Linked DNA regions of Homo sapiens: region 2 is linked to region 1. Evidence: read pairs that join two places in POLR2A ChIA-PET (ENCODE). Cell type or tissue: A673. All regions are shown on one strand. Links, peaks and the distances in the headings refer to the core of each region. The heading gives the core; the rest is flanking DNA. Region 1 has its middle 50 kb from the start of MIR4696. Region 2 has its middle 4.6 kb from the start of KCNE3.

Region 1 (4,384 bases), core at 303-4,302:
GAAGGAAAAATAAGGCTAAGGTACTACTGAGCTTTCTTAAGCTGGGTGAGTAAGGGGTGGGTGGGAACATTAAAGAGGCCCGGAGTAGCTAGGAGGGAGAATGGGGTTAGGGGGTATAATGGGAGAAAAGGGAAGATATATAGAGTTTTCCTTTCTGTTGTGTTTTTTTTACAGTGGTGCTGGACATGCAGTCCCACTCACTAGACATTTTGGAGCATTACGTGGAAATGCCCATCCAGCGGTTGGAGAGGTAGGGTAGGATCTGAAGATCTCAAGCCTCGGAAGCACAGATTTAGGAGTCACTGACTTAGAGGTGGTAGTTTCAAGTGACGTGATGGTTAAGTTCACCAAGAGAAAAAGTTTAGAAAGAAAAAGAGCTGAGCCTTCTGCCCTATTTTTTAGAAGAGGGTTTCTGAGAGCCTGGGTATTCAAATGATAAGATGGGTGTGTGGTGCAGGGACAAGACTTCAGTCAGAGGACCCAGGGTCTCTGCTTTAGCACCATCTTGCTGTGTGACGTTGGGCAGCTGACCTTACTATCAGTGCCTCAGTTTCCTCCCCTGTAACCAGGGACAATAATGCCAGCCCTCTCTCCCTCCCAAAATTATTGCATGGATCAAAAGGGAGAATGCACAAGAAAGTGCTTTGTAAACCACTCAAAAGACTCATCAAATGTAAGGGATTATTATAATTGCAGTGGGAGATGCAGGAGGCCAATAAAATGGATTTGGTTGCAGTAAGCACAGGGGTTACTTTCTGTTTCTTTAAAAAAAAGAAAAACCAGCAGCCGCAAGTACTGCCAGGTGCACGGCGTAGTTTTTCCAACTCTGAGAAGCAAATAACAGAGAGGGGCCAACTGGCTCATCCCAGGAGGCCTGTCTTCACCAATTGAATCTGAAATCACCACCAGCAGGCCCTGTCCTGGCGGGATGGGACCCAGGGAGTACAGGGCCAACTGAGGCCGTCCACATGGCCAGAGACCTGGGCCCTTCGCCCCTGCGGCTTGGAACTTCCATCAGGCCCTGCCCAACCAGATGTTCTCCTTAGAGCCCCAGGTGGCCCATGAATGGTGCTACCCGGCCCCCAAGCCACGTTCAGGAGCATCACCTCAGGGTTAGGCAGGGAAGAGACCATGGCTTTATGGCAAAATTGGCCAGGCCAAGTTTCTACGGCTCCCCAGGTGGCCGGCCTCATTAGTGTTGAGGACCACATTGGGCCTGCCAGAACCGCAGGACAAAGTCCAGTGCAGAAGGCTTGGGGAAACTGCTTCCAGTTCTTTCCAGGCCCAGAGACACGTCCCCCAAATGCCTGGCTGGATATAAGCCCCTGCAATCTGTGTGCCAGCCCGGGGGCAGTCCCCTCAATTGCACCTTTAAGGTGGCCACACTTTCCCCAAATCTTCCTGGCCAAGGCTAGAGAGGATCTTAGAGACCTTCTAGTCCAGCTCCTCCATTTTCGGTTAAGGAACCTGAGGCCCAGAGCGGGCAGGAACTTGCTAAAGGTTAGAGTCGGGGAGCTTCTCTGAGGCAGCACAATGGAGCTGGGAGCAGAAATCAGGTCTCTGGCCTCCCAGCTGTCCAACCCTCTGCTCCCCACTCTCTTTCCTCCTGCCTGTTATTTTCCAGTCTCTTCCCCTTGGGGCTGCTGCCCTCTCCCCTCCCTCAGAGCTTCCTGGCCGGCCCTACTGCTCTGAGGTCCCCACCTGAGGCTACGATTCTGCTCCCTGACTCTGCTGAGTGCCCACTGGCCAGCTCCAAGAGCATCCCCTGCCCTAAGCTGCCACAGAGAAGCTCCCAGGGAGCAAGCAGAGAACAGAGGCCGAGAGCTGAGGCTCGGCTGGGAGCCACAACTCCAGGCCCAGCTCTGCCACTGTGGGTCTGAGAGGGACAGAGAGAACGCTACTTTTTGAAAAACGACTCTTATACCCAGGCCCTGTATTGGAGCTTCTCCCGTCCCTCCTGACACTTCCTCCCGGAGCATTTATTTGTCCCTTCAGTGCTCATCCTTCAGTCAGCACAACCTTGCTGAGGATTTAGACTCCGAGCCATGCCCTGTCAGGGTGCCGAGGTACAGACACCCCTTACCAACACAGCCTTGCCCTCAGGAGCTCCCAGGCTGGTGGAGGAGATGTCAGAATGGGCATCTGCCACCAGCGTAATGGGCACATGACAGAGGGAAAAACAAGGGGACTCCAGGGGCCCAGAGGATGCACCCTCTCCCTGCAGCTGGGGCGGGTTAAGGGAAGGCCTCAGCAAGCTCAAATGGCTTTTTTTTTTTTTTTTTTTTTTTTTGTTGGAGATGGAGTTTCACTCCTAACGCCCAGGCTGGAGTGCAATGGCGCGATCTCGGCTCACTGCAACCTCTGCCTTCCAGGCTCAAGCAATTCTCCTGCCTCAGCCTCCTGAGTAGCTGGGATTACAGGTGCCCGCCACCACGCCCGGCTAATTTGGTATTTTTAGTAGAGAGACAGTTTCACCATGTTGGCCAGGCTGGTCTCAAATTCCTGACCTCAGGTGATCTGCCTACCTCGGCCTCCCAAAGTGCTGGGATTACGAGCATGAGCCACCATGCCTGGGCATCAAATGGCTTTTTAAAAGATGAGCAGGAGATCGAGACCATCCTGGCTAACAAGGTGAAACCCCGTCTCTACTAAAAAAATACAAAAAATTAGCCGGGCGCGGTGGCGGGCGCCTATAGTCCCAGCTACTCGGGAGGCTGAGGCAGGAGAATGGCGTGAACCCGGGAAGCGGAGCTTGCAGTGAGCCAAGATTGTGCCACTGCAGTCCGCAGTCCGGCCTGGGCGACAGAGTGAGACTCCGTCTCAAAAAAAAAAAAAAAAAAAAAAGATGAGAAGACATTTCCTAGACAGACAAGGTGAAAGGCATCCCAGGAAGCTCGTGCTAAGATGAGCGGTAACAGGGATGACGGGCTCAGGGAACAGTGCTGAATTTGGTGACTTAAACCACAGCCTGTGTGGGAGTGGCAAAGGCGAGGGAGTGGAGTCGGCAGAGGCCACACACGAAGGGTGCTGCAGGCAGGTGAATGTTTGGACTTGATCCCGTTCATGATGGGGAAGCCATTGAAGTGTTTTAAGCAGGGGAGATAGGATCCCATGTGCCTTTTAGAAACACCCTCCTAGCTTATAAACGCCAGGGGACAGAGGACCCTCCCTTTTCTCTCGTGTCCTGGGCCTCCTGGAGAGGTGCCAGGGCAGGTCCTACGAGCGCATGTTCTTTGTGGAGTGCCAGGCCTGGTATTTCTTTTCCTTCCTGGGGGGTGAGGCTTCCCATCCAGCAACAGGAAGGATGAAACTCAATCCTATCTCAGGGTTTTTCACCCAAGGATGAATCAGAATCCACCATGGAATTTTCTAAATGACAAACACTTGGGCTGCATCCCATTTACTAAATCATGCATTCATTTCAGAAATGTTTCTCGAGCACATAGCACATGTGGACACTGTTCCAGGTAGTAGGGACACAGCAATGGGCAAAGCCCCTGCCTTCATGGAGCTTACAGTCAGAATCTCTGGGGCAGGCCCTGACATCTGTGTTTAGAAAAGCTCCAGTGGTGACCCCAAAGCCCAGGATTATGGACTGAATTGTGTTCCCCCAAATTCACACATTTCATTCCTAACCCCCAGTACCTGAGGGTATGACTGTATTTGGAGATGGGGTCTTTAAAGAGGTAATTAAAGTAAAATGAGGTATTGGGGTGGGCCCTAATCCACTATGACTTGTGTCCTTATAAGAAGAGATTAGGACACGGACAGGCACAGAGTGAAGACCATGTGAGGACACAGGGAGAAGATGGCCAACTACAAGCCAAGGAGGGAGGCCTCAGAAGAAACCAGCACTACCAACACCTTGATCTCAGACTTCCAGCCTCCGGAACTGTGAGGAGACACATGCCTCTTGTTTAAGTCACCAGTCTTTATTATGGCAGCCTTAGCAAATGAATACACCCAGCCTCACCCAGGAACTACTGCTTAAAAAACACAAGAGGATACAGAACACAAATAGGAAGCACCTCTGAAGCACCTCTGGGCAGTGTGGGCTGCATAACCCAGAGCTTAGAGATCTCTCTATAGGTTTGTCCCTGACAGAAGCCAGTTCCATTCACAAAGGCACCACTATCCTGGAAGTGTGGGTGTTTCAGAGCAGCCTCCTGGTGGGGCCCTGCCTTAAACCCTGGCAGGCCTGCCAGGAGCTCCTCCTCACCCACAGAGGGCCACATCCACAGAAATGATGACAAAGGGCCCTTAGGTTCTTGCGTTCCACAAGGAGGCTCCAGTGGGAACAGGCCTTGGGAACCAAGGACCTGTGCTGCCCAGAGAAACCCAGGATGGGCGAGGAGCCGGCCTGAGGTCACACAGCCTGAAGGAC
Region 2 (4,384 bases), core at 274-4,273, 200 kb before region 1:
CTGTGTTCCCTTTTACAGTCTTTCAAGAATTTAAGGTCGGCCAGGAGCAGTGGCTCATGCCTGTAATCCCAACACTTTGGGAGGCTGAGGTGGGTGGATCACTTGAGCTCAGGAGTTCAAGACCAACCTGGATAACATAGTGGGACTTCATTTCTACAAAAAATAAAAAAATTAGTTGGGCATGATGCTATGTGCCTGTAGTACCAGCTACTTGAGAGGCTGAGGTGGGAGGATTGCTTGAGCCCAGGAGGTTGAGGCTGCAGTGAGCCAAGATTGTGCCACTGCACTCACTACAGCCTAGACAACAAAGTGAGACCCTATCTCAAGAAAAAAAAAATTTGCTGGGCGTGGTGACTCACGTCTGTAATCCCAGCACTTTGGGAGGTGGCGGATCACGACGTCAGGAGTTCAAGACCAGCTTGCTCAATATGGTGAAACTCCGTCTCTACTAAAGATTAAAAAAAAAAAATTAGCTGGGTGTGGTGGCATGCACCTGTAATCCCAGCTACTTGGGAAGCTGAGGCAGAAGAATCGCCTGAACCTGGGAGGCAGAGGTTGCAGTGAGCTGAGATTGCGCCACTGCACTCCAGCCTGGGTGACAGAGCAAGACTCTGTCTCAAAGAAAAAAAAAAAAAGAATTTAAGGTCTATCCTCTACTCCCCCTTCTCTGGGGTGAGGATAAGGCAGCAACCATGTCAGGGAAGGCAGCTGGCCATTGGAAAGGGGGCTGAGCTGCCTCATGTTCCCCACCTGTGCCCTGGAGCCTTGCCAGCAGGCTTAGATGAAGTGATGCGTTTAATATGCCTGGAGCCGGGCCTAGCATGAGGCATAGGCTTAATAAATGGCAGCTTCTATTGTCACTGGATGAGAAAGAGCAGGAGGAAACAGAGTTCCTGTCTCTGGGGATCTCTAGTCTGACAGGGACTTCAAGGAGCTCCCTAATCCAAAGACATTGGAGACATGGCCCTGACCCTGGGAAGATGGGGGAGTGGGGTGGATGGAATTTGAGGGTAGGATGAGCTGATTGAAGGGATGAGGGGAAGACTCACCTAGAGACATGCCACAAACAAGTCTTGGCTTAAATGTTACCTTCTTGGTGAGGCCTTCCCTGAGCATCCAATCTATAAATGCTAATTCCTCCCTTCTCCTGCCTCCCTACCTCCATCCCCTGCCTTGTTTTTCAGTAACACCTTAACAGATGATTCTGATATATTTCACTTACTTAAAAAAAAAAGTCTTTTGTTGTTGTTCTTGCTGCATCTTCAACTGAGGCCCACAGCTCCCGCTGCCCTCAGCCCTATCTTAGAGCTCTCCCTGAGTCTGGATTCCTGTAACCACCTCCTTCTCTTTCCTCTTCAGTCCTAGGGGTGGTAGTGATGCCCAGGTGCTTTCAGCTCCAGGATACCTCACAACCCCTGTGGTTTCCCCACTCCCTGCCCATCTCTGAATAGAGCCTTCTTGAATTATCCATATGAGATGGCCATCTTCTTCCTGAAGGACCTGGCTGGCACAGAAGCCCACTTTCTCTGCTCCTACAGCCCCTCGGGCTTTCCTCTCACACAGCACTTACCATTCTGTGTTACAATTGTCTCCTCTATTGGTTGACTCCACACCTAGAACATAAATTCATTGAGGGCACTAAGCCATTCCCAGCACCAAGCCTAGCACAGAGGAGATCTTAGTAAAAATTTGTTGAATATATGAGTGAGTGAATAATGGTCATGAGAGGGAAGATCCCTAGGAATTATGTTATCAGAGAAAGCTTCCAAGAAGAGATAGAACCTGAGAGAGCCTCAAAGGTCAGTAGGAGACTTTTTCAACCTCTGGGCCAAACCTTTCCTCTGAGCATCGAACTCCCATATCCAACAACCTCCCTGATGTCTCTGTTTGGATAATGTGGGGACTGGGACTCTTGACTTCTTTCCCTTTCACTTTCCTATGTCTCAGTCAATGGCACCATCATCCATCCAGTTCCCTGTTTGTTTTCTTCATAGAACTCAACCCAATCTTCTGTTTATCTGTTTGGGGCCTGCCTTTCCCATTGGACTGGAAGCGCTATGAGAACAGAGACCAGTTGTTTCTTTTCCACCTTGGTATCCCTTGAGTTACATCTTGATTTTTCAGTAACGCCTAACCAGATGACTCTGATATATTTGATGTTCCTAACTTAAGGTCTAGGAAGTGGGGGGAAAATGTTGAGAGGTAGGGTGAGTGTGGATGGTACCTGTCAACAGTTTCAGAAGACTGGGTCACCAGGGGGAAATGCAGTGTGACTCACAGAGGAAGTTTCACAGTCACATCAAGTTACTTTATTCTATTATTCATGAGGAGCCCGTGTCTGTGCCTTCAGGGTCTTATCTCCTCCTGGCTTGTCAGTTTGGTCCTTAATCCCTTGCATTCCCCAAATCTGAAATGCTACAGCCCAGAAATCAGCTCGTTCCCTCTTCTCTATCCCCTCTTCTTCTCTCTCTTCCAAATCCCTCTCTAAGGGGAGTGCTACATCCTTCTCACTGATGTGTTTATGAGGTGTCTGAAGATGTGCGTCTCATTCTGATTCCAACAGCAAATATTCATCTTTGGCGGAACTACTTGTCCTCTCTGGACCTGTTTCCCTCTCTGCACAGGATGGTGTGAGACTGTCTCATCTCTAGGGCTCCTGCCAGATCTGACCTTCTTCAAAACTCAGCCTTGTGGGGAGGGTCAGGCACCACACCACAGTTCTTAGCTTGGACAGGTATGGTGGCTCTTCATAGTTGCAAAAGCATCTTCACTCTTGCTGTCTCATTGGGTCCTTTGGAGTCTAGACTGGAGTTCAAACAGTGGACTTGCCTCTAACTACATGAATTTGGGCAATTTCTTTTTCTGAAACTCAGTTTCCTTTTCTGAAAACAGGGTCAGTAATACATCCCTGTGGATTTGTTATTTGCTGCAAATATTGTGCTTAGAACAGCTCTGGACCCTCGTGAGTTGGGCTGGAGAGAGGCAAGTGAGGGGCCGGGCACGGTGGCTCATGCCTGTAATCCCGGCACTTTGGGAGGCTGAGGCGGGTGGATTACCTGAGGTCAGGAGTTCAAGACCAGACTGGCCAACATGGTGAAACCTATCTCTATTAAAAATACAAAAAATTAGCCAGGCGTGGTGGCGGGCACCTGTAATCCTAGCTACTTGGGAGGCTGAGGCAGGAGAATTGCTCAATCCCAGGAAGTGAAGGTAGCAGTGAGCCGAGATCATGCCATTGAACTCCAGCCTGGGCGACAGAGCAAGGCTCTGTCTCAGGGGAAAAAAAAAAAAAAAAAAAAAAGATAGGCAAGTGAGGTGGAATTGAGCTGAATACCAATAACTCAATAACTCCTCCCAGGTTCCCAGCATTTTGCAGGGCTTAGCATACCCCGTCCATCCTCTAACTGTGGATTAGGGCTGTGCGTCACCAGGGTCCAGGTAGGAAACAGATGGCACCCTGAAAATGGGTAATTCAGAGTGTGGCGAGGGCTTAGGAAATCAAGACAAAATAGTGCAGTATGTCTGGCTAGCAACAGTGAGGATGAAAACTACCTGGGCTGACAGGGCAAGGGGAGGAAGGGGTTACTGGAACTCAGAGAGGGCAGTGGTGGGGAGGGCATCTCGGCTGGAGCTGTGGCCTTTGGTAGAGGCTAACCTCTCGCAGGGAGAGAGCCAGGGGAACAAGCACCTTTCCCTCTCTCCCCTCCCATCCTGTGGTCTTCTACCACTGCCTCCTGTTGGCTCAACCCAGTTGGAAGCTCCAGAGTCAGGCGGCCTACTGTGGGTGGAGAAGGGTGGTGAACCCATGAAGGGACACGTGGAAGGATCCAGCACAGGCAGTGCATCTGTCAGATGAGTAGGGTCCTCCCCTGATCCTTTTCAGCGTGCTCCAGGCAAGGGGTGGGAGGAAGGAGTAGAAGAACTAAGGAATGTGGGTGGAGGATGCGAGCTTGGGTTTTCACCCCAGAAAGGAGCAGGAGGGGACAATCTCAGTTCCTCAAATATCCACATACTCTCTGTCATCTTCAGGCCTTTGCCTATGCTGTTCTCTCTGCCTGGAACATACTTCCTCCTGGGGCCGGCTAACTCACCCTTAGATGCTACTTCCTCCCGGAAATCTCCCCTGCCCTAAATTAGATGCCTTTGTCTGTGTCCCCTGACTGCTCCCATCCCACGTATCTCCCCTTTTTCATATGTATCATCCTTGTGTAAGTCCCTGTTCTTGGGCAGGGTACAGTCTGATATGGGAAGAATGGCCCTGACTGCATGGAAAATGTTGCTCTCACTGGGAGAGCCCCTAGTCCAAGAGGGAGCAATAGACGAAGCAGCCCCTGGGGGGATCAGAATGCTGTTTGGTTTTTGGTGCTTCTAATCTTCTACCTCC

The links. ChIA-PET counts read pairs that join two places held together with the same protein. Peaks named below come from ENCODE experiments on the same cell type or tissue, not always from the same donor. Only the 100,000 strongest peaks of a DNase experiment are listed, where the experiment ranks them.
Region 2: POLR2A ChIA-PET joins it to region 1 with 9 read pairs; 1 of 35 experiments calls an interaction of 5 or more read pairs at or near these places.

The regions. Positions count from the first base shown.
Region 1 is chr11:74,668,603-74,672,986 of GRCh38, forward strand. It overlaps a transcript of POLD3 not described here. Among named protein-coding and RNA genes, the nearest start is that of MIR4696, 50 kb to the right of the region's middle. In A673, for the core only: no CTCF peak of the experiment used is centred there; no DNase peak of the experiment used is centred there; H3K27ac peaks cover 206 bases.
Region 2 is chr11:74,469,929-74,474,312 of GRCh38, forward strand. No RefSeq gene overlaps it. Among named protein-coding and RNA genes, the nearest start is that of KCNE3, 4.6 kb to the left of the region's middle. In A673, for the core only: no CTCF peak of the experiment used is centred there; DNase peaks (open chromatin) are centred at 833 and 2,323; H3K27ac peaks cover 1,763 bases.